6 separate regions of the Mus musculus genome follow, and regions 1, 2, 4, 5 and 6 are each linked to region 3. A link is a loop called in an ENCODE intact Hi-C map of the cell type or tissue named here. Cell type or tissue: heart. All regions are shown on one strand.

What was found. A loop is a pair of places that touch in the nucleus more often than their neighbours do. Peaks named below come from ENCODE experiments on the same cell type or tissue, not always from the same donor. Only the 100,000 strongest peaks of a DNase experiment are listed, where the experiment ranks them.
Region 1: it touches region 3 in a loop (2.3-fold over the local background); 2 of 42 quality-filtered maps call a loop at or near these places.
Region 2: it touches region 3 in a loop (2.4-fold over the local background); 4 of 42 quality-filtered maps call a loop at or near these places.
Region 4: it touches region 3 in a loop (7-fold over the local background); 9 of 42 quality-filtered maps call a loop at or near these places.
Region 5: it touches region 3 in a loop (1.9-fold over the local background); 4 of 42 quality-filtered maps call a loop at or near these places.
Region 6: it touches region 3 in a loop (9-fold over the local background); 27 of 42 quality-filtered maps call a loop at or near these places.

The regions. Positions count from the first base shown.
Region 1 is chr7:100,941,843-100,945,842 of GRCm38, forward strand. All of the region lies in intron 1 of P2ry6 (pyrimidinergic receptor P2Y, G-protein coupled, 6), which reads right to left. Among named protein-coding and RNA genes, the nearest start is that of Arhgef17, 12 kb to the left of the region's middle. In heart, a CTCF peak has its summit at 1,606 (motif pointing right); DNase peaks (open chromatin) are centred at 1,549 and 2,739; H3K27ac peaks cover 871 bases; H3K27me3 peaks cover 1,581 bases.
Region 2 is chr7:100,906,688-100,910,687 of GRCm38, forward strand. All of the region lies in intron 1 of Arhgef17 (Rho guanine nucleotide exchange factor (GEF) 17), which reads right to left. Among named protein-coding and RNA genes, the nearest start is that of Arhgef17, 23 kb to the right of the region's middle. In heart, a CTCF peak has its summit at 2,063 (motif pointing right); DNase peaks (open chromatin) are centred at 714, 1,614 and 2,054; H3K27ac peaks cover 3,197 bases.
Region 3 is chr7:101,286,421-101,290,420 of GRCm38, forward strand. It overlaps Atg16l2 (autophagy related 16-like 2 (S. cerevisiae)), which reads right to left. Exons shown (of 18, transcript NM_001111111.1): 16 at 3,943-3,990; 17 at 3,750-3,851; 18 at 3,196-3,514. The coding sequence ends at 3,427. Among named protein-coding and RNA genes, the nearest start is that of Atg16l2, 14 kb to the right of the region's middle. In heart, a CTCF peak has its summit at 2,237 (motif pointing left); no DNase peak of the experiment used is centred here.
Region 4 is chr7:100,983,105-100,987,104 of GRCm38, forward strand. No RefSeq gene overlaps it. Among named protein-coding and RNA genes, the nearest start is that of P2ry6, 21 kb to the left of the region's middle. In heart, no CTCF peak of the experiment used is centred here; a DNase peak (open chromatin) is centred at 2,061; H3K4me3 peaks cover 427 bases; H3K27ac peaks cover 1,257 bases.
Region 5 is chr7:101,106,796-101,110,795 of GRCm38, forward strand. Fchsd2 (FCH and double SH3 domains 2) reads left to right here and starts at 1,980. Exons shown (of 20, transcript NM_001146010.1): 1 at 1,980-2,244; 2 at 3,944-4,000. The coding sequence starts at 2,224. In heart, CTCF peaks have their summits at 70 (motif pointing left) and 1,640; DNase peaks (open chromatin) are centred at 496, 816, 1,616, 2,926 and 1 weaker place; H3K4me3 peaks cover 3,510 bases; H3K27ac peaks cover 3,205 bases.
Region 6 is chr7:101,059,810-101,063,809 of GRCm38, forward strand. It overlaps the pseudogene Gm5735. Among named protein-coding and RNA genes, the nearest start is that of Fchsd2, 47 kb to the right of the region's middle. In heart, a CTCF peak has its summit at 1,759 (motif pointing right); DNase peaks (open chromatin) are centred at 792, 1,722 and 2,592; H3K4me3 peaks cover 630 bases; H3K27ac peaks cover 1,022 bases.

The DNA of each region.
Region 1 (4,000 bases), 340 kb before region 3:
ACACGTCCATAGTCTACTTCTGTTAGCCAGAACCTGAGCACCTCCAAATTTAAAACAGCACCAAGTTCATGAGCCCATCTTGATCCTCCCTTGAGTCCCCAGCTGAAGAGACCCCACCCAGCTTGCCAAACTGTCCAACCACTCTGTCCCACACCATATTGGCTCATTTCCTCAAGACACAGACACTCACATACAGCATCCCATCACCGTCCTGAGTTGATAGTTCCAAGTGTGTTGGGGCACTCAGGACACTCAGACTCGGAGCTGCCCATGCTCCTGTCCTCAGCCACACTGTAGCATCTCTGGCGTAGCTTTGGACAGTTTCCTCTGCTTCCTGGCGCTGCTAGCTCTGACTGAAATAGCCCTTGGATGGGGGGGCACTCCCTGTCACCCCCCACACCTTGGCTTGGCGGAAACAGCCTGGAGGAGCACAGAGCTGAACAAAAGTCATCCTTCCCAGAACTCCCTCTCTAGCCATGGGAGGAGGGGACATGGGCATGGGCAGACCCAGCGAGTGGCTTTCCACCCAGCTCTCCATCAGTGTTCTCATCTGTTGAATGTATAGGTGTGTTATCACAGTTCTTGGCCCTTCCCTTAGCTGTGACAGCTGAGCCACCAGGATTCCATTCACTTCTCTGAGTCTGTACTCCTATCCCAATCCTCCATCCATTTGGTAGGTCATCTACTGACATGCCTGTCTTCACCTCCCTCCAGGTGACAATCCACTTGGGTACTTCTTACCTAGATATTTTATTGCCCATACGTCCTTTTCACTACGCGCCCTTATTAAACACATACTGTGTGCCGTCAGCTCTCCCAACATTCCACTATTAGTGGTTGCTGTCCCTTCTACTTAAAGACCAAGGGTCATGAGGTTGGGGGTAGGGGTGGGCACATGAATGGGGCTTTATAGCTGTTGGGACAGCTAGAGGGTGAGAGGTGTGTTCTTCAGGGCAGAGGCAGCACTCAGAGGGGAAGATGACGGGGGCTTTGGTGTGAAGTCAGTGAGGCAAGGGGGTGGGGGCAGGGCACGCAGGGAACGAATGCCAAGCTGGTAAGTGGGGGCCGGGCTCATATCCTGCCTCTGCTCCCACTCCCATCTGTTTCTCTTAGCTGCTGTCTAGAATGTCACAGTTGCCACCTGCATGTTGAAATGCCACAGAGAGTGAGGACTCTTCCTACTCTGTCACTTGTAAAGGAGCCTTGTAGACTGTAGATGCCGTCTGTGCACTGAGCCTACCCCAAGCCCACTTTACAGGACAGGGAGCCGAAAATCTGAACCAAAGTGAGACCAGGCAGATTGAATTTCAGGCAGACATTTGGCCAGCTGTGTACAAATTGGGCACCTACGGTTTATTTGCGTATGAGCCAAGAAATCCAAGCAGCCACGGAGACCTGGCTTTCTTCCCAGTAGCTAGCTCCTGTGGTGTTCCCAGGACAGGCTCCGGTGGCACCAGGGTCTGTCCCAGGATTGATGCAACTTTGAAGGATTAAGGGAAGATGGGGTGCTGACCCTGGGGCAGGGCAAGACTTGGGTCAGACCTCTAAATGATTGTGGCTCCTCCAGGGACTGGAGTAGTCCCTGTAATGAGAGTCTGAAGCCATGAGATGGCGCTAGTGGACAGCTGAACTGGATGAGGCCACTGTGCCCATGCTTCAGGGGCCGCCTGCTAGTCTGGCACTGAGCAAGCCCAGGACATGCCCCTAGGCCTGTTCCTCTGGCCTTCCTCAGGATTCCTCCTACTTATCTATCCCTCTGTCTGAGTCTCACCCTCTCAATGCACTTACAACAGCCATTTGAGTGTCAGGCCAGACGTAGCACCCTGACACCAGGCATCCTCCACCCCTCTCTACTCTAGTTCCCTGGATATACCATCACCAAAAATACCACAGCCCTTTACCCCCACCAAGGGACAACCTACATTTGCTTCCTTCCCTCAGTCCAGGTGACAGCTATGGGTTCAGTTCTGCAGCATCGTCAACCGCATGAAGACATCAGGAAGAACTGTCTCACTGTTTCTGATGCTACTTAGGACGTAGGGTCTTTGTGTAACCCTTCATGTAGCCTGTAGGATAGAGGCAGGAGCTGAAAACTTGAGTCACCACCTACCGGGTAGTTCTCTGCAGCTGCTGGACCTGGGAAGAAACTTCCCAACCTTGGGCTGCCTGCCTGCCTGCCTGCCGGGAAACCAAGCTGGGAAATCCCCTGGCTGGACCCCTGGCCCATGAATTTAGCATGGAAGGCACAGGATCGAAGGGTCAAGATTTGGTTTCCTCCTTCTGAGTCAGGCTGAGACTCACCATCTGCCTGCTGTGTGGCTTAGGGCCAGCTTTCCACCTTCTCTGAACCTGAGAAACTTATGGTCGCTGTGTTCCCTTCCTTACAGAGACATCACGCCCTCTGTCCCAGGCATCACCCAGCCCTGCCCCTGTGTGTTATCCATCCTTGGTGCCCTAGAGCCACCTACATCTAGCTTGATCCCAGACCCTGGCACTCGGAGAACAGTGGGCAAGGGACAGAATCCCTGCTTGGACAGTTTAGGTCTCAGCAGGCTAGAGCTGGCAAAGCCAGCACGAGGCTGCAGGGAGGGCAGAGATCTGCTTTCTCTTCTCCCTTTTACTTCTTCTTCCCCCTCTGCTCAGCAGGGACCATGTGGAACTGAAAGCTTATTGTGAGTGTGAAGGAGAAGCTGCACACTGGGACTGGGGCCCTTTCATAGCCCTCCTCTGAGATTGATGCCCCCATCCAGTTCTTCCAATAAAGCCTGGCCCAGAGCTGTGTGGGAGGCACCTTGCCCTGTGCCTGGGCTCCAGGCTCTTCCACCCCTTCCTCTCCCACAGTAAGTGGAATATATACACTGCTTAATCATAAGGACTGCAGTTGGCTTCAGACCACTAGTGCCCCAGATCTGTCCATTGTCCAATAACCAGGCTCCAGGTCGTGGTTGGAAGAGAAGACTGAAGCCTAGCTTGTGGCCTGCCATGCAGGTAGACCTGGAGGAGCCCTCATTTTAGAGCCTTGCTCAATGGTTGAGAAGGAGAGGGGTTTCTGTTGGGCTTGCAAAGCTGGGAGGAGTGAGGCTGGAGTTGCCACAGCTGTCAGGACTGTGTGCCAGGCATGGTCCTGTGTCGCAGAGATATAAGCCCGAGAGAGGAGACTGCCAGAATCCAAGGGGGCAGAGTAGAGAGAGGAGCGCACAGGTCCCTGAGAACACTGTGGAGCTTCTGGATGCCGCCAAGCCTGAGACTTCAACCTCCCAATGGACTCCAGTGATGCCCACTGACAAGTTCTTGTTTTGCTTCAGTCCATTAACCGGTTTTCTATCCCTTGATATCAACCATCCAAAGCCAGACGTGGTGGTGAAGGCCTGTAAGCCTTACACCTGGGAGGTAGAACAGGGAAACTGGGAGTTCAAGGGCATCCTCAGCGACATAACAAGTTAGAAAGAGGAGCTGGGGATGTTGCTCTATTAGCGTATTTAATGTTCGCAAAACCCTGAGTCCGGTCCCTAGTACTGCATAGTCCAGGCATGGGAGATGGAAGCAGGAAGATCCAAAATTTAAGGTCATTCTCAGCTATGCGAGTTCAAAGCCAACCTGACATCATGCATGAAACCTTATCAAAAAAAAAAAAAAAAAGAAAGAAAGAAAGAAAGAAAGAAAGAAAAGAAGGGAATTGAGAGATTGCTCAGTGATTAAAAGCTTATGTGTTGTTTTTTTTTTTTTCAAGGATCAAAATTTGGTCCTAGCCTCCATATCAGGGAGCTCACAACTGCCTATAACTCAAACTCCAGGAAATTTGATGCTTCTGACCTCCCATACATACATACATACATACATACATACATACATATAAACACACACACATACACACATACACTCTTCATATATATATATATATATATATATATATATATATATATATATATATATGTATGTATTCTAGATAATGTTGCCTTGACTGTCCTGAAACTTACTTTGTAGCCCAGGCTAGCCTCAA
Region 2 (4,000 bases), 380 kb before region 3:
CCTGGGGTAGAGCATACACTGCGAGGTCCTCGATGGGGACCTGAGGTACAATTTCTCTCCACAGCCCTATGTAGGCCTCACACTGTCCCTGAGTGCCCTGTGATAACTCCCCAGTCCAGTCTTCAACACACTACAGATCTATACTTTGCCAAGACAGTAACAGAATCCAGGAGCACCTCTCTGACCTCCCAGGAGCACCGTGGTCTAGGAAAGACACCGGTTCCTACAGGATGTGTACTGAGAACTTCAGTGGGGTGACCTAGGCTAAGATCTAACCCCAAGCAAATGGCGTATCAGCAGCTGAAAGACTTCACTAAGTTGCAGGGCACATAAATAAGAAGTCAGGCCAAACCTGGGGCACCCTGAATTAGGAAGTGGGGCTGACAGCTGTATTCGTTTCCCTGGATGGCTAAGACATAGATGGAAACAGAAGGGAGGTCTCAATGTCTGCCTGCCCCAGGACTACAAGAATAATCCAAACAGGAATGAGTATAAACTAGACATACACTGGGTACATAACATGTACCTATTGGCTGGCCTTCCTGCTCTGTGACTTAGTTTCCCCTTCTGTAAACAGATGAAGGAGGTGGGAAAGTTCAAGAGGGTTCTAAATTCCCCACTAGGTTCCCAGAGGGTGACTGAGGTCATACTGGGAGAAAGGCATGGCTGATGAAGCCCAAGTGAGGAAGCTGGGGCTCTAGGACTGCACTTCCACCAAGCACTGCTAGGTGGCAGCAGAGGCCTGCAGGACTGGGATTGTAGGGCATGTGGTTTGAATTTAACTGCATGATTTTTTTTTTTTTAATGTGGGGTTTTTTTCTTTTCGTTTTTTTCTGTCACTCCACCCCTTTCAGTTTCAAGAGGATACAGCTGAATCTTCTAGGTTTCAAAAGAAAAGTTCCTTATCCCAGATAACAGAAGTAGGAGATGGGGGCTGGAGGGTAAGTCGGACCTCAGCAGACGTGAAAAGCATCGGATGAGCCAGTCCACTCTGAACTCAACCTCTCTGCCCACTTCTCCCCCGTAGCCACCATTTTACAGGTCAGGAGCCAGGCATAACTGAGTGTGAGACCTTGGAGGAGAATGCTAACAAATCTGTATTCTAAGTTTGTATTTTAGGGGCTCCTAGGATATCCCTGCCAGTCCTGCACACAGGACTGTGCCCTGCCTTGGCTTGGAACCCCAGGATGTGTTGACTTCCAGGAGACTTTCCCTAACAGCTCTAAAAATTCAAATATCCAAACCATGTTCAGAATGCTACCCAGGCCGGCCGGGGCCCCACATGGTCTGAACTTCAACTCCTACCTTCATGTAGCTGTAAATACCTTTCCTCAGTGTCTATTTCCCTACCTGGAACATGCCAGATCTACAGCTCAGTGGCTGTTCTACAAAGAATGGCTCCCTACCATCTCCACCCATCTTGGTAGTACGGAGGGAGGCTGGGGTGAAGGGTCGTGGGAACGGAAGTTTCTAGGGTTTGATTCCAGCCCCTCCAATTCCCTCCTTTCTTCAGACCAGGCACATGGGGGCGGGGGGCTCCATTTGTACACTGTTGATAGAGATGGGGTGTCTTGCCTGTAGGGCGGAAGATGATTCATTGGGCCTTGGGCCAGGCACCCTGGGAAAGGCCAAGCCGGCCCCAGGCCAGTGCCCCAGGGAATAAAGGACAGGGCCTGACTGGGCTGTGTATAAATCCTAGGGACTCTCAAAGCCCGCAGCCAAAAGACGCCATCTTCCCCACTTAGACAATGCCAGAAACCCTTCTGCTCAGGCCACCAAAGGCCCCGGGAAATGAGGTGGCCGAGTTCCGCCTGCTGCTGTGCCCTCCCAGCCCTCAGCACGGGGTCCATCCCCACACGCACCTTGCCCTTGGCTGGGTCAAGTCCCATTTAATCTATTCTCTGCTTTTTCCAGGGAGCCTTAAATCTCCTCCCTCACCAACCTCACCTCAGGCCAGGGCAGGCGCCAACTGCCCCACCAACTGCCCCGTTGTGACTCCCAAATCAGTCCATCCTTTTTATTATGCTACAGACCTATGAGGACGCTACCTCGGGCACCAGGGGGCAGTAACAAGATCTGGGAGCTCCAGGATAGAGGAGGCACCACTAAGGCCTAGAGCCGTTTCCCCAGGGCATACAGTCAGCACACAGGTGTGAATAGAGACAAAGACAGCAAGTGTCCGCAGGATGAATAGGCACAGCGAGGAGGCCACGGGTGTCTATGATCAACCTCCTAAAATGAAAGGGCAGTAGGGCAGACCCCACCACCAACACCCTTCTCTCTCTTTGTTTTGTGATTTGGGTTTTTTGGAGACAGGGTTTCTCTGTGTAGCCCTGTCCTATCCTGGAACTCACTTTCTAGACCAGTTCCCACAGAGTTCTGCTTGCCTCTGCCTTCCAAGTGTCAGGAAAAAGGTGTGCGCTGCCAGCTGCCACCACTCAGCGGGCGCCATTCCTTTCTGCTGGACGAATGGTATTACTTCCCAGCACAGAATGTCTCAGGACCTCAGGGGTTTTTTGTTTGTTTGCTTGTTTGTTTTTTTGTTTGTTTGTTTTAAAGAGACAGGGTTTCTCTGTGTAGCCCTGGCTGTCCTGGAGCTAGCTCTGTTGACCAGGCTGGCCTCGAACTCAGAGCTCTGCCTGCCTCAGCCTCCTGGGAATTAAGGCGTGTACCACCATAGTCCGGTAGGGCCTCAGGGTTTTAGGGTCTCTTCACTTGGCCAGAAGTACCCACGTAGCTGGGATATACTGTGACCTCACCTTACTCCGACCGTGCCCTCCAGGGTATACTGTTACCAAGTGGTTACATCAACCCTAGTGTGTCGGGCTCAACCCAGACCTGACAGAAGTTTCTGTCATCACACCAGGCCAGTTTGCTCTGCTTCCTTCCCAGTGGGGGCTCAAGGGCCACCACTAGGCCTGGGCCACACTGGCAGATGTGATTTCTGCTGACCACCAGCAGCTTGTGCTTCTAGGCTCTTCTGTGCTTTCCCCATCAATTAGTGAGCAGCCCTAGAGCTGAACAGAGAAGCTCCCAGAAGATGCTCATCTGAGGTCAGCCAGTGTCAGCCAGTGGGGTGGCTTCACGTCCCAGGACCAAAGTCCACCCTAGGAAGGCATCCTGACGGCTCAGAGGACCACTCCTGAAGCTTTGGCTTTGAGTCTTCAGAGTCTCCAGACTTGTAGCTGTCAACAGAAAGTGGCAGTGCTGTCTACTCGGTACCATGGAGTATGCAGAACAGCGCAGCACTAAGTCTCCTAAGACTCCATATCAACTCAGTGACAACACTGAGACTCAGCGCAAGTCGTGACTTGCTGGGTTCTCAAGACTAGGCAGTGGGCTGGACCCGAATCCTCCTGCAGCCACTGACCACTAAGTGGCTGGGACTTTGGATAAATCACTTAACTTTACAGAGCCCAAGGACAGGAAGACAGCAAAGATCTAAAAATAGCAGGTCTATCTGTGGAGGGATTCCACTCTCTGCTGACTAAGCACCTCCCAGGTGTTGGCTTTAACCTCAAAATAATCTCCTGGGTGGGCCCTATTATTACCTTGTGTCACTGGCGACCCAAGCAAGATCTGCCAAGCAGGCAGGACTCCACCCCAGGGGACCCTGGGTAGAAAAGTTGGGACAGTTTACATCTGTCTAGAGTGCCAGGAGGAGGGCTTCTTCCAGCCAGGGGTTAGCCTGAGAGTGTCAGCCTGGGCTCTCCGCACATGGACTCTACCTACACAGCCCGCGTCAACTCCAGCTACAGGGAAGGGAGGGCTCCTGAGTCATGGGCCCTTAGGAAGACCTCTGAAAAGTTACAGAGAAGGAGTCCACTGTATTATCAAATGAAAGCATAGGGCACTCCTATCGACAAACTGTATTGCCTCAATGTCATCTAAAAATAAAGATAGAGAAAGAGATAAAGACAGAGAGAAAAGGGACACACCTGGAAGAAGCCACCAGAATGTCAACGGTAGGCGGGGCCTAGGGCATGGGAACAGGACAGAA
Region 3 (4,000 bases):
TCAAGGGGAGAATAAACATTTTTCTTCCTGAAATCCTGCAACTTGACATAGCAAGTTTTGTTTCCTCCTGGGATTTTGCTGGGTTTGCTTTATAAAAGCATGAGCTGCCAAGAACTACGAGAACACCAAAGAGTGTCTTGTTCCTGGACTATTTTCCTTTGGATCAGTGGCCAAGAAAACACATAGGACTCCTTCATGTCTTTTCCTGAGAATGCTGTTCAAGGAACATGTTTCTGGAATGTTATCCTGAAGCATAATAGAGAAAACCTGTGAGTTAGGGTTCACAGGTTTATATGCCAGACACACCAGTAAGGGGCAGGGAAAGAACTGGGTGGAGACCCATGAACAACCTCTGCCGTGCATGGATTTGCCTGCCATAATCTAAGTCTCAGCCCTCAACTTCATCTTTAACTTGGAAGTGAGAAGATAATATAAACTGCCTCAGATCCAGGAAGATTTAGTAAGATGATGTACAAGTGAACTAAAGATAGTTACTAGTGGATATACTTGCAGCAGACATGGCACTTACCCACGGTATATCTGAATCTCACAAGTGGGCCTACACCTGGTTATCAGGATTCTTCTAGAGACTGTCTACAGGGCACTGGAGGGGCTTCTCACATCTTAGGCGAGAGACTCGAGAACAGGCTTGAGCTAGCACTGGCAATAGGATCCCTACAGGACTTGTCTCTTCTCCCTAGGGTCTCAGGATCAGAAAGGGTTGAGCCTAGCCAATTCAGGCAGCAGGCCTCACATCTGTATATCAACCCCTGAAGGACGTTCCATAGTGGGGAGGGGTACATAACAGCCTGGAAAACATTATGACTTCCCTGAGATTCATAAGATAGGAGTGGGAGAAGAAGCTAAACTGGTTTCCACAAGACTAGGCCAGTCCCCTCTACTGAACCTGAGTCTAGTTTTTGCCAAAGAGAATCAGAAAGTTCACCAATATTTTGCTGTTTTGGCCTCTCTAAAATTAAAAAAATGTTTGAACAGTCTTATGTAGCCTAAGCTGTCCTCCAAATCATGATGACCTTGGGTTTCTGATCCTCTTCTAAGTGCTGGGATTCCAGGCATAATATACAATACTCAGTTTCATGTGATGCAGGAGGTTGAATCCGAGCTTCATGCAGGCTCAGCATGCATCCTGCCAACTAAGCTAAGCCCCTTTCATATAGTTGTGCTTTGTGATGCTAGGCAAGCTCAGGCTATTCTAATTTTTATTAGGAACCCTAGGAATCTCTCCTTTGCTGGCCTTGGCTCTTCCTCAAGAGAACTGAAGGGGCAGAGAGGTCCCTGTACCCAGGAGTGAGTCACATTTCCTAGGTAACTCTTACGGGTCATTAAAATAGTTCACTACTGCCTGAGGTACGATGGAAACATCTGCAGGGACTTGGCCCAGATGCTGTGGCTGGAACAGCAGTCTCCCAGGACTCACTCTCAAATCCTAGCACATGCCTCCAGAGGTAATCTTCAGCTCAGAGTCCAAGGTGAAAGAGCATTTGGGAGTGTCAGGTTAGGCACAGCTCTGTGTACCCCTGGTGGAAAAACCCTGCCCAGTTGAGAGCCTCTGTCTCTTGAAATTTTGGTTTTGTGGTGCAGGGGCTAGAGAAATGATTCATAGGTTAAGAGCACTTGCTGCTCTTGCAGAGGACCTGGGTTCAGTTCCCAGAAGCCACATGACAGCTCATAACCGTCCATAACTTCAGTTTAAGATGTCCTCTGTGGGCACCAAGCACGTACACATGCACTTATATACATGCAGGCAAAATATTCAAACACACAAAAAAAGTTGTATAAAAAGAGAGGATGTGGGTTGAAGATGTAGTTTGTACATTGCTTTTCTGACCCAAACAAATCCCCAAGGTTCCAGTCTCCAACACCATATGGGGATACATATTTGGGAGGTGAAGGCCCAGGCAGGAAGGAGGTCACACTCAGCTACATAAATGAGTAAGTCTGCAAGGAGTGATGCGGGAACCATTCAGCTGTGTATAGCTGTGTTACCTTGAATGACAATCTTTTCTCACTTTAGAACGTGCTCCATCACAAATGCTTAGGAGGAACAAATAAGGCTCAGAAGCCAGAGCAAGACCGAGGTCTGGGTGATCCTCAGTAATGGTGGCCACTGGGCGAGTTGGTCTTTCCCAGAAGAAAGGCAGAAAGAAAAAAAAAAAAAACAAAATAAAACAAAACTGCTGACCAGGAAACTAGTGACCCCTGGTGGCCACTGAGAGCTGCGCCAAGGGGATGGCCAAGGCTGAGGAGCTGGAATGTCCCATCCCTGGAACCTTCCACTGTTGAACTTGCAAAGCAAGAGAATATAACCACCCAGGAAGTATTTCCTGGGGCCAGGACTGGAGGCAGGGAATACTGTTCTCTTACAGTTGCTCCCAGTTTTAAGAAGACAGGCAAACTAGAAGTAGGGGACCAAGGCCTCTTACTGAGCCTGACAGTTAAGGATAGGCTGTCAATAAAGAGGTCCCAAAAGATAACCTGAATTGTCGTTGGGAGAGACAAGGACATTGAAGGCAGAGGAAAAAGCATGTGTAGGACCAAAGTGACGAACTTCTCTGAAGGCAGAAAGGGGACTTTTGGCCATGCTGACCATGGTACCTTAGATGCTGAGGGCTGAGGCAGTCAGTGCCTGCCACCCCGACACTGAGGCTGAGGCCAGATTTCCACAAATTCTGAGCTATTACATGTGTGCCTGACTAGACAGGGTTACATGACCCTGTCCAAACAACAACAAAAGCTGAGGAAACTGTATCAGGACAAGTCTAGGGGAGTGAAGGCACCTTTAGAGAGCAGCACTAAGCGCAGTCGCCCCAGAGACTGGCACTGTGGCTGCAAGGGCAGAGGTAACATACAAGGGAAGGAGATAGTGGCAGGAGGCCACCCATCATCCAGGACATAGGACTACAGCTCAGACCATTGTCCCAGGCTCCAGGCAGGCCTCTGCCAGCTATTCCGATGTCACTCTGGTTTATTCACCCTTTCCATCAGGTCCACTCCCTAGATGAAAAGCTGCTCTTTGCTGCCCTTGCCTGAGCCTTTCTTCATGTTATCCCACAGCTAGACTGGAACAGCCCATTTCCCAGACAGAAGCTCTGCTACAAGGCCCTAGCTCTATGGAAAAAGAAGAGGCTAAGTCTAAGTGTCTCTGTACCCACAAATGCTTCAAAGAGGCAAGACACGGCTTAGATACAGTTTTTAACACTGAAGAGAGTAAACAAATAGATTTTAAAAAACAAAACTGTAGTTCCTAACCCACACTTTGATTTTTAACAAACAGGCCAGGTCCTGCCTGGCCCTCACATGAATTCTGTAGTAGACCCCAACCCCAGCTCTGGAGTCCTGAGCACAGGGAAGCTGTTCTCTGGCTTCTGGCTTCAGAGTCCAACCCATACAGGGAACTTGTGCCACTCAGTGCCAGAGCACCACCTTCCTGCCTTGGTCCACACTCACAACGTGGTTCCCGGAGAAGCACCAAGCCACGGCATTAACAGCAGTGCTGAAGAGGGAAGACAGACCTCAGGAGGGCAGCAGGAGCAGGCAGGCAGCCTTACTCTGACCCTGGACATCCAACCAGCAGGCGGTTTGAGAAGCCTCTGTAAGCCCAAGACAATTTCCTTATCTATAAAATGGGCTCTCAGGATGGTAGTAATGAGCCCAAATGCATGCGAAAGGTCTGGGGACATATCAGAACATGGAAGTTTGCGTGTGGAAGTTTTCAGTAGGCTGCTCACCAGTGGGGTCCCTGTAGGCTGGTCTCCAGTTTCCCGGTGTTCACATCCCAGATGTACAGGTCGCCGTTTGAAGAGCCTGCCAGTGCATAGCTTCTGTCAGGGCTGTACAGGTCACAGCAGAACAAGAGGAGAAGATCAGAAGTGTAGGCACACAAACACAGGCCTATGTATAGGCATGACCTCCCAGACGCACCTGAACACAGCTTTGGTCCAGTCAGAACTGCACTTGAAGCCATCTGCCCTGAGGACAG
Region 4 (4,000 bases), 300 kb before region 3:
CCTCTTTTGCTACATAGGCCAGCTGGGATACACGATGCCCCATCTCACAATGAAAAATAGACAAAGAAGCAGAAACCTAGACTTTTCTCATCACTTTTTGCTCTAATGTACTTCTAATAGGAGAAATATTAGGCCTCTTCCTTCTAATTCCCTTTGCAGAAAAATGTGCTTGTATGCTAGCAAATCAAAAACTGTACTGTGTGGTTTTGTTTGTTTTTATTTAAACATTTCATTTTAAGACAGGGTCTTGTTATATACCCCAAGTAGGTTTCAAATTCACATTGTAGCCCAAGCTAACCTTGAACTTCTAATCCTCCAGTCTCAGCCTCCCAAATGCTGTGGTAACAGAGGCTCTAAGGCCTCTGTTTTTGGGTGTAATCATGAGTTTCTCTGTACATTATCATATCCTACCATTATAAGAAGCTAGGCGAGCGTCTGGAGAGATGGCTCAGCTGTTGAGAATGCTTGTTTCTCTTGCAGAGGGCCCAAGTTTGGTTCCCATCCTCTGTGTCTGGTGGTTCACACTGCCTGTCACTCCCAATCAGGATCCAATGCCCTTTCTGTGTGAAAATGGCAAAAGGAAGAAAGATATGGTCTGGGTGGTGGCAGTGCATGACTTTAATCCCAGCACTCTGGAGGCAGAAGTAGGCAGATCTCAGAGTTTAAGGCCAGCCTGGTCTACAGAGTGAGTTCTAAAGACAGCCAGGGCTACACAGAGAAACCCTGTCTCAAACAAAACAAAACAAAACAAAACAAAACAAAACAAAACAAAACAAACAGAAGAAGGAGGAGAAAGGATATGCCTCACTTGATTTAAGCATTACATAGTATATACAGTGCATTAAAATTATTACATGAGGGGCTGGTGAGATGGCTCAGTGGATAAGAGCACCCGGCTGCTCTTCCAAAGGTCCGGAGTTCAAATCCCAGCAACCACATGGTGGCTCACAACCATCTGTAACAGGATCTGACGCCCTCTTCTGGAGTGTCTGAAGACAGCTACAGTGTACTTACATATAATAAATAAACAAATCTTTAAAAAATTATTACATGAGATTTAAATATATACATATACATATACATATACATATACATATACATATACATGTATATATATGCACGTGTATTGGTTTTTTGAGAAAGCAATCTATATAATTTTATGTTCATAGGGGAAGAGAATTATGAGCAGCTGGTTATGTCTGTCTCAGTCCACTGTGGGTCTTACCTTTAAAATTTTTTTAACTTAATTTATTTCAGCGCTGAAGACTGACTGCAGCCCACATGCTTGCTAGGCACTCTTTCACTAAGCTGAGTCCCCAGCCCCTAAAGATGTTTTTATTTTCGTGTGTGTGTGTGTGTGTGTGTGTGTGTGTGTGTGCGCGCGCGCGCGTGTGCATGTGCTATTTCACAAGGAGGCCACAGGAGACCATCACTTTCCATCTATTCTACTTGGCCTTATTTCCTTAATACTGTGTCTCTCACTGCATCTAGGCTGGCACCAGCAAGCCAGTGATCCCACTGGCTCCATGTCCCACCGAGCCGGGGTTACAGATGCATGTTTCTCAAGGGCAGGTCCTTGGGCTTGTGTAGCAGGCATTCTTAACCACTGAGCCATCTAGTTACAAGCATTAGTTATGATTTATTTATCCTTCCCTTTGTCTTTAGACTATGTCTCCCTTAGGAAATTATTAACTCTAGAAAAAATAAAAAGTTCTACAAGAAAGAGAATGTAGTCACCGGACTCTGTAAGATGTGGCTGGGAACAGTACTTTCAACATCATAAAACTGTGATCAACAGTTAACTGCAACCCCCCACCCCCACCCCGCCCTCGCAGGAGGGCAGGGTAGAGGGGAGGGGCCTGCAGACAAAAGCTAGCGGGGTGGGGGTGGGGTTGGAAAACCAGTGCCTGGATGGCAGGGTGCTGAGTGCAGAGCGCTCTGCCCTCCTCAGGGACACCGCTCAGCTGCTCTCACTTCTCTGGCCAAGACGGAGGCCCATTTCCTAGTCTACTTAATAACGGGCAAATAATCTGGCGTCTGCTCAGCTCAGCCCATGGTCTTGGAACAAATGGACCCAATTAAAAGGCCATCATAAGGGAGTTCAGGGAAAGAGGAAAAAGTCATTGATCAAATCAACTCCCAGCTGCCCTGGGACTGGCTTGTGAGTGGAAATAACAAGAGTCCTTCCCCTCCCTGTGTTTCGCGTCCTCTCTTAAACCCAGAGGCCTTCTCACTGTTTGGGCTCCTCCTCACGCCCTCCCAACTTCCAACCCCTTGCGGTGGATAAGCTGTAAGGCCTCACCAGACTTCATCAAGATCTTGGGTTCAAGCTGGGCCTTTGCCTATGGTGCAGGTCTGTAGTCGCTTCCAGAGAGGTGGTGTGTGTGTGTGTGTGTGTGTGTGTGTGTGTGTGTGTGTGTACGTGTGCGTGTGTGTGTGTGTGTAGGAGAATCACAAGTTCAAGGTCATCCTTAGCTATAGGAAAGCAAGTCTAGGAGAGACCCTGTCCCAACTGAACAAAAACAAACAGATTCTAGGCTGAGGACATGCTCAGTAGGTAGAGTGGTTTGTCCAGATGCACGGAGCCCTTGGTCCAGTTCCCAGCACTGCATAAAACTAGGCATGGGAGGCGCATGTGTAAAGTCCAGAACTAAGGAGGTAGAGGCAGAACATCCAAATATTAGTGTTATCCTTGGTTACATGGCAAATTTGGGATCAGTCAGGGATGTACCAGACCTTTTCAGAAAAGAAATGAAAAGAGCAACATCGCTACCACCCCCACCCCGCTTCCAGTCCTTCCCACTCTGGATTCTCCTCCCACAACAGTCATCCCTCTTAGTACACCATATAATTTACAATTAATATTATTGATTGTTGCTCCCCTGCCTTTTAGAGGCAGAGGCAGCATCTGTGACCGTTTTTATTCACTAGCAATTTATTTACAATGTATATTGAAAGCACCTGATACATAGTAGGTTTCCTTTTTCCTTTTCTTAATCTATCTGTCTTTTATTTATTTATTTATTTATTTATTTATTTACTCACTCAGACAGAATCTCTCTATATAGCCCTGGCTGACTTGGAACTTGCTATGTAGATCAAGTTTGCCTTGAACTCAGAAACCTATCTGCCTCTGCTTCCTGAGTGCTGGAATTAAAGTCATGTGCTACTAGGTATGACACATAGTATTATTGTTACTATTATGGTTGTTGTTATTGTTGTTGTTGCTATCATTATTATCAGAGGGAACTTATATTTAAGAAAAAGGTGAGAAAGAACTCCCAGGAGTGCACAGAGTCCTGGGCTCCTGAGAGCGGGCTTTCAACTGTTTGTTTTCATCTCCCATGTGGATGTGGGGGATCGGACTCTGTCATGCTCAGCAGCCAGGGCCTTTGCTGGCTGAGCTAGTCACCTTCCCTTTTGTTTCCTTCCTTTCCTTTCTTTACACAGGCTCCATATAGCTCAGGCTAGTCTCACATGCTCTGTAGCTGAGGATAACCTTCAACTTCTGACCTTCCTGCCTGTGCCTCCCCAGTGCTGGGACCACAGGTCTGTGCTACCACAGCTCCTATTTTTAAATTTACTTTGTGAAGAGGGCATTAATGTCTCACGAGTACCGTCTGGTGCTAATTAACCTGCAGGAGTTTACCCAGTGTGATGGCTGGCACTGAATCACTCAGGAGACATACCTCTGGACTTGTCCTTGAGGGCATTTCCAGAGAGGAGTCACCGAGGTGGGAAGATCCATCTTGAAGGTGAGTGTCACTGTCTCACGGACTGGGGTCTCACACTGGATGACAAGGAGAAAGGGAGCTGTGTGCCAGCATTCATCTCTGTGCTGTGTGGCTGCAGATATGATAGATGTGACCCCTCTTAAACTGTGGACCTCAGTGTATCCGCTCCCCTTACATTGCTGTTGTAAGGCATTATGTCACAACAGGAAATAGCCAATGCATCCAGTGTATCTCATTCATTCCTCATTGCAAACTGCATTCATTCA
Region 5 (4,000 bases), 180 kb before region 3:
TCAGTATTGACCATCTGACAGTGGTGAGGCTGAGAATAGGGCCACCTCCCGACCTCTAGTGGTTGTGCTTCAGAGGAGGTCAGGACTCTGGGTTCCCATCCACTCTTCCCTTGCCCCAGGCCTTCCTTGATCTGAATGAGGACACTGGTGGCAAATGGATGGCTTCAAGGAAACCAGAAACAGTAGAGTAGGCTTTGTAATTTATACACAGCTCTCAACTCTTGACTCCTCATCTCATCTGTTAGCATGTAGGTTAACTCAACATAAAACACCTGGGTAGGAGTTCATCTTCTGGTCACAGAGCCAGTAGGTTATCTGGTAAGTAAGTCATCCTGGTCTAGTCCAGTCTCATGGACTTCCTTTTTGGCCTGAACTGAGTTTCTGAGAACAGCTATCTGGGACTGCAAGTACTGAATGAAGTGGGGGAGGGGGGAGATCCAGCTCACACTGTGGCTGCCTGTGGAGCTGTGGCTCAAAAATAGTGCCTAGGAACGAGGAAGAAGGTTTTCTACTATTCCAAGCAACCCAAAGGGAGCCTGATACTCCTTGGGTGGTCTGGACAGAGTGAGAAGGTGCCTGATAGGACCCTGAGGAGAAAGAGCATTGTCATTGCCAGATGAGGTTGAGTTTATTCAAGTAGTTCAGGACAGGCAAAGTGAGTTGACCTAGAAGTCCTCCCTTCCAGACAAGGGCTTCCTTCAGAGGCTTCCTCCATGGCCCTTGCTGTCTCCCTATGGTTCTTAATCTCACCTAATCCTTTCCTCTGCCATGCTAGTGATGAACTCAGGGCCTCTCTGGCTGCTAGGCATGCGCCCTAACACCAAGCAAGATACCCCTCCTCACACTCAGCCCTTGGGATTCTAGGCATGCCATGTGACCTTGAGAATGGCTCCAATTCTCTGCGGACACCAGCCTTCCTATCTGTGATATGGGAGTGACCGATTCAAGAGATTTTCATTCTTTTCCTCAGTTGACTCCACGAGGTCTGGCTAAGTACTCTGGAATAGGGCATCCATTCCTTTGCCTGGCAATTTTAGGTTATTTCACCTGTCCTCCAATGGCATAGGTCTGGCACCTGCGGCTAGTTGTAAAAGGACTTGTTCATGCTAAATTTCTCAGTGCACGTTTAGCTGACTAGGAGGGAGGGTACGCTGAGGGACTGAGAGAAAGCAAAATCCCGAATCCTCTTAGGTACCTCCTTCCTTATTGCAAACAATCCCACTATGAGCCTAGCCCCCCTCGACTCCTGCCAAATTCCCACACAAACTGTGCAGCCGCAGATGCAGGCGGGAGGCGGGGGCGGCCTGTGCGCGTGCGTCGGAGCAGAGTCCTCTCCCTCCCACGTGCGCGCTCCCGGAGGAGTCGCGCGCCCCAGCGGGCTGGCGGGAAGGCGCGCGGGAAGCCCCCAGCTGCCTGCTCGGTGTGGGGGGAGGGAGGACGGGAAGCGTCCGGAACGTTCCATCGTCGGAGAGAACTGGGGTAGTTCTCGAGTCCCGTTCCCGTCCCCACCGTTCCCCTCGGCCGAACAATCCGTGAAGTTTCCCCCTTTCTCACACCGAGATCCGGAGCCCCGTGGCGCGGCCTGGCTAACCTCCCCCCCTCCACTCTGAAGCAGGCGGTGTGGCCGGGAGCGCATCCCCTCTGCAGCCGGAGCGGGGCGCTGTGGCGCGCGCCAGGGGCCGGAAATTCCCGCGGCCTGAGTGGTTGGCGGAGCTCTAACAGGGGAGCGTGGCGCCGCCTTCCTCCTTCCCGGGCCGGGCGGGGGCGTTGGGCACCGCGAGGGCCGGGCTGCCCGAGTGGGTGGGGGGCCGCCGCGTCAGCCAGCTGCAGCCGGGCCGCGGCAGGCGGCGAGCGCGGACGACGCGGCCGCTCCTCCTCAGCCGCCCGGCGAGCCGCGAGCCCCCCCCCCCCGGCGGCCCCCGCCCCCTGGCCGTCTCCGCCTCCTTCCCTCACACACCCCCCGGGCCGCCCGGGCCCCAGGCCTTCCCGGCGCTCCTCCTTCTCTCCACACTCGCTGCGACCCGGCTGCTCCTGCCGCTCGCCTGCCTCGCAGCCTCCGGGCCGATTCCTCTTCCTTCTCCTTCCCAGGCTCTCCTTTCACACACACACAAGCGCGCGCCCTGGCTTGCTGGGCCGCCCCATTTTCTCCAACCCTCCTCACCCTCACAGTCCTTTAAACGCCGCCGTCAGGGGTGGGCGGAGGATTGATGTCCCTTCAGCATCATGCAGCCGCCGCCGAGGAAGGTAAGGGCGCAGCTGGCGGGGGGCTTTGGAGATTTGGGGGGTGGCGGTGCGTACAAAGAACGCGGCTGGGGCGACCGCTGCGCCCCCTCCCCCTTCCCGCAAGGGACCGTGACCACTCTAGCTTCTTGGCTTGTCAGAGTTGCCGCCCGCCCCAAGCAGGGGGTCGCGTGTACGGGGTGTCTTTCTGACGGAGGGGCGGCCAGTGCTCCTCAGTACTAGGGAGGACACCTCCCTCCCCCCGAGACACTCGCTGGAGTTTTTTTTTTTTTTTTTTTTCTTTCGGGCATGCATGTGTGTGTCTGTCTGCATGGCAGTGCTGCCCAGAGCAAAGTGCATTCTCAGAGCTGTATGGGGGAGAGGCGGGGGAGCCCCTGCAGATTTGCAGAGCCTTGTGCGTGACGGATTGTTTAGTCTGCGCCAGGTTCGAGCCCTCCAGTCGCTTGTCGACACTCCACCCATTGGCAAATTCGCGGGGGGATTTGTTTCAAGTCTCGCCTCAAGATTTGGCCTTTTTTTCCCCCCACGGGGCTGCGGAAAAGAAGTTGGAACGGTCTCCGCCCTCCCACCCCAAGGGAAAGCAAATTAAGGATTGACGGGTCCTGCTTAACCCCCACCCCCCATCCCTTTTGCCCCGCCTCGGGCTAGGGGGCCAGGAAAACAGCAGAGCTTCCAGTACGAAATCCAGAACCTGGCGTTGCATGGTTTGAGCACTACGGTTGGGGTTTGGATGGCCTGGGTGGCAGTGACGGTGCTCTGGGGCTGCCAGCAACTCGGCTGCTCCCTTCTACACCTTTCCGCACTGCCAAGGCTGTGTCCTTGCCTTTTTAAATCTTTCAGATGGATACTAGGTATCTACTCTGAGCAGTGGGTAGAGACAGTTACATCCTTCCCTTGTGGGCAAACATTTGCCTTATGAGTAACTCATCATCTATGCTTCCCTTTCTTTTCTCTTCTTAATCTGATTTTTTTGCCCAGTTACTGATCCTCCCCCTTTCCCCCTGCACGTGTACCCCACCTCTCCATGTAGCTTTGCTCTGGTGGTCGGGATTCCACCACGATCACACACCAATTGAAATCCCAGGGTCCGGCCTGGCGAGGATGGCTCCAGCCAGCTGGCTTTGGCGGTTCTCTCTGTTTGAAGTGGGCTGCCACCCGGCCTGGCTTGCTGGGTTAGTTTAAAAGCCCTGCATATGCTGGAAGGTCACTTTTGCATTCTCCTTTGTGAGAAAGAGATTATGATTTGATGTGCTGTCAGAGTGGAGGGCATCATTCTGAGACTGTGTGCTTTCTTGCAGCCATTACGGAATATTTTATGTAGTTTATTCGTGAATATTATTTCATGATTGTGTACATTTTGGTCGCTAGGTATTAGGTACACTCATCTGTGCTCCCTGCTCCTGTGGTTAATGTCTGAATCTTTGGGAAGCAAGAGAAAGCAGAATGACAGTTTGCACCCCTTTAAACTGCAAATTTTTTTTTTGTATTTGTGAATTTTTATTCAGCCCCTGTCTTACATTCCCTGGCTAGTTTTTTTCATTAAACTTAGTTAAGTAATAAAATTGGATGGGAAATACGAACTTTTTGGTCTTTGGGGATAGGAAAACTAGAAGTATACATTCTAACAAATAGTGTCTTCTTTAAGTAATTTTTTTCCTTCAAATTGTAGTAAAAGCCTTCATAAATACATACTGTGTTTTAGGTGAAAGTTACACAAGAGCTGAGAAACATTCAAGGTGAGCAGATGACAAAACTTCAA
Region 6 (4,000 bases), 230 kb before region 3:
ATAAAATTTATAAAGCTAAATGCCAGTTTAGATGGAGAAATAAAGTAAGCAACTGTTTTCATTTTAAAAGAAGGAAGAGAGCCAGGTGGTGATGGCATACTCCTTTAATCCCAGCACTTGGGAGGCAGAGGCAGGCAGATCTCTGTGAGTTTGAAGCCAGCCTGGTCTACAGAGTGAGTTCCAGGACAGCCAGGGCTACACAGAGAAACCTTGTTTTGAAAACAACAGCAACAAATGGAAAAGGAAGAAGGGGGAGGCAGGGAGAGGAGGGGGGAAGGCGGGGGGGGGGGGCAGGGTGGTGGTGGAAGAGAGGTGTGTGTGTGGGAGTTCTTGGTAAAGTTATTTGATTCTTAGCACAAATACAAAAGTAAAATCAAAGCAGCCACATTTACACTCACAATGCCTTCTCCATGCTTTAAGAATGCTTATGTTTGAGCATCTGTGTGGTGAGGTGTGTTAATCTGGTAGACTTGTATGTGAGAGCATGGGTGCACGTGTCCTTGCACTTGCAGGGAGGCCCGAGGAGAACGCAGAAGAATGTCCTAAGCCTTTCCAGACAGGGTTTCTCACTGATGGGCAAGCCCCAGGGATCCTTTTGCTTCTACCTCCCAGAAGCTAGGGTTATAGGCTAGATATAGATAACTCCAGCTTGAGGGGTTTTTATCAACTTGACACAAGCTGGAGTTATCTGGGAAGAGGAATCTTAGTTGGTAAAATACCTCCATCCTATTGTCTGTAGGCAATTAATGATTGACATGGGATGACCCAGCCCAATGGGGCAGGGCCATTCCTGGGCAAACGGGCATTGGTGGTATAAGAAAGCAGCGAGCAAGCCCCTGCCGAGCAAGCCAGGAAACAACATTTCTTTGTGGTTTCTGCTTTAGTTCCTGCCCCAACTTCCTTCCAATGAAGTGCTGTAAGCTGTAAAAAAAAAGAAACCCTTTCCTTCCCAAGTCGTGGTATTTCATCATAGCAACAGAGACCTATGTTAAAAACAAAACCAAAAAAACTTAGTGATGGAATCTGAACCTAGGTCTTCATGCTTGTCCAGTGTTCTCACACACGGAGTCACCAACGGAGTCTCACGCGGCTCAGGCTGACCTCGAACTTCCAACATAGCTTGTTACAAACTTGGCCTCCTTATCCTCCTTCCTCTACTTGCCTAATGCTGTTACCAGCATTTGCCAACGCACCAAGCTCTCCATGGGTTTCACAGCCTGTTCCTGAACTGAGTACCATTCACTCTTGCAAGACAAAGGTTTAACTCCAAATCCGTGACCTCTACCCTGCAGGTCCCCATCAAAGCATCCCTGATTCTCATCCAGTAGAGTGGTCCTCTACTATTGTGCCTGCGGCCTCTACTATTGCGCCTCCGGCCTGCCTGCATGGAATAGCTTTTTTTTTTTTTTTTAAGTTCTTCACATTTTTATTCTTTGTGCACAAAGACTAGCATGATTGGTTCTGCTTGGTAATCAGTCGAACAATCCATTCAAGGTCGCTTAGTCCAACTTAGTCCTTAGTCATTCGCGTACTGCCGGAAGCACTGGCGGCACAAGTTCAGCCCGTATTTGCGGATCAGACCGTGGCGGTTAGAGCAGACGCGGCAAGAGCGGGAACCCTGGCCGAACTTCCGTGGGTGACTCCAGTAGAGCTGCTGGTGACCCATCTTAGCATTTTTATCCCCAGTGCCCAGCTCATTCCTTCTATCCCCAGAGAGTTCTGAGTGGGATCTCCAGAGGGATTCAAGTCCCATGGATTGGACCCCAGGTGGCGCTGTCTGCCCGTGAAAGAGTCGAGGAAACCCAGAACCCGGAGCCTCTGGTCCCGGCAGCCAGCGATGAAACCTCAAATTCCAATCCTGCTTGTCCTCGCAACATCACCCCATGAAACATCATCCCACGCAACGCATCCATGCCTGGTTTATTCTCATTCTCTCTCTCTCTCTCTCTCTCTCTCTCTCCACCTCCCACTTCCCCAACCCCACTCCACCCGCCAAATGACAACTTTCAGGAGTTGGTTCTTCTTCCATCCTTCGGGTCCTGAGGAGCAAACTCAGGTTGGTTGGCTTTGCAGCAAGTAGCGTTATCCACTGAACCATCCTACCAGAACTCGGCGCCTGGTTTTACATTTCAGCATTTCAAGGCTGGATGCCAGAAGAAGTGGGTAACCCGCAGGCTATCCCAGCTGTTTCCTGGGGGACCTAACTTTCCCAGAAAATGGCATGAATATCGTTATTTCTTTCAGAATGCCACCTAAGTCTTTCTGAGGAGACGCTACTCCCCTATCTGGTACAAACCCTCTTACCTCCCTCCTTGTTGGAAAACATGGCTACGAAGTACAAGGTTCTGATTCTGAATCTAGCCCTGGTGTGCTCATTTCCCCAAGCTTTAGGGACCCTGTGTGTGACACGCAGACTAGCCCCAGCACTCTGGGCTACCAGTCCCCAGAATCTCTGCTGATTGAGAAAGGCAAGAGGTGTGGCCAGTCAGCATCTTGGCTAAGGGCAGGCTGCCCTGGAGTTGCCAGAAGGAAAACATTTTCCGGGAGCCGGAAGGGCTGGCAGAACCCAGGGCCGGGTGGAGAGACCACAATGGACCCTTGTGTGGTGGTTTAGCTTGGACTCACCCGCAGGCCCAGCTTCTAGGGCAGGGTGGGCCCTGTTTTCTGATCTGCAGCCAGACCCAGCTCCTAAACAACCCGCCCTGGGCCCAGACAGGAGCCAGAACTTTGCTTCAAGTCCAGAGGGTGTGAAGCACACAGGCCGGTGTCCAATGGCTTACTCTCCTCTGTCAGCCTTCCTGGAATCCTCCTGGCTAAAAAACTTCACATAAGCTTTGAAGGCCCATCTTCACAACCAGAAAGGCATCCAGCCCTGGGAGGTTTCTCCTTCAGGCCACCTAAGGGAGCTCAGAGCAGACCACGGTGTCCAGCCTGTGGTGACTTTGTTAATTATGCCTGGATTCTAGCCGGGCATGGTGGCACATGCCTTTAATCCCAGCATTTGGGAGGCAGAGGCAGGCGAATTTCTGAGTTTGAGGCTAGCCTGGTCTACAGAGTGAGTTCCAGGACAGCCAGGCTACACAGAGAAACCCTGTTTCCCAAAACCAAAAACCAAAAACCAAAAAAAAAAAAAAAAAAAAAAAAAAAGCCCAGAGTCCATCTTCAAGGCTTAGCTTCTCTACCCCAGGAAGCCTCAGTTTCCCCCTCTGCCAAGAGAGTTGGTAATTCACATCTGAGGGACAGAGATGCTGAGAGGGTATTTGAAGTGTCTGGCCTAGCCTCTGTCTCAGGAAAACACCCACCCAAGCCAGGCCAGACGGCTTGTGGCAGCCTGATGGTACTGTCAGAGATCAGGCCCTGGGCTCTGAATCTCCTCTGAAGCAGCGGACAGGAAGTCCTCCAGAGCACCCTGTGGACTGTACCCAACAATTCCCTTCTCTGAACCTTGAACTAATCATGCTTCAGGACAAAGGTCCTGCCCTTGTAAGCCTCTGAGTTGTTGCTGGGGACCCTAAAATTGCCAGGGTCCCACAGGCTCCTTCATATCAGCCATCACTGATTTAATCACAAAGGAGGTCTGGAGTTGCAGCTCAGCTGACAGAGGGATGAGCTAGCACAAAGCTCTTTAACCAGCACCTTTTAATGTTGGCTATAATGGTCTCAGAAACAAAATGTAAACAAACAAAACTGCCTTAAGTAGGCAATGGTGGCCTGTGCCTTTAAGTCCAGCACTCAGGAGGCAGAGGCACGCAGATTTTTTGAGTTCCGGGTCAGCCTGGTCTACAGAACAAGTACTAGGACACCGGGGATACACAAAAAAGAAACCTTGTTTCAAAAACCCAAAACAACAATCACACACACACACACATGCACACGCACACGCACACGCACTTCCTTAAGCATAGAAAGAGATCATACTTGAAGGAATTGCCGATAAGCTGATAACAGCCTTGCAGATGTCTCACGTTTGTTGGAACTTATTATGTAACACAGCCTGGCT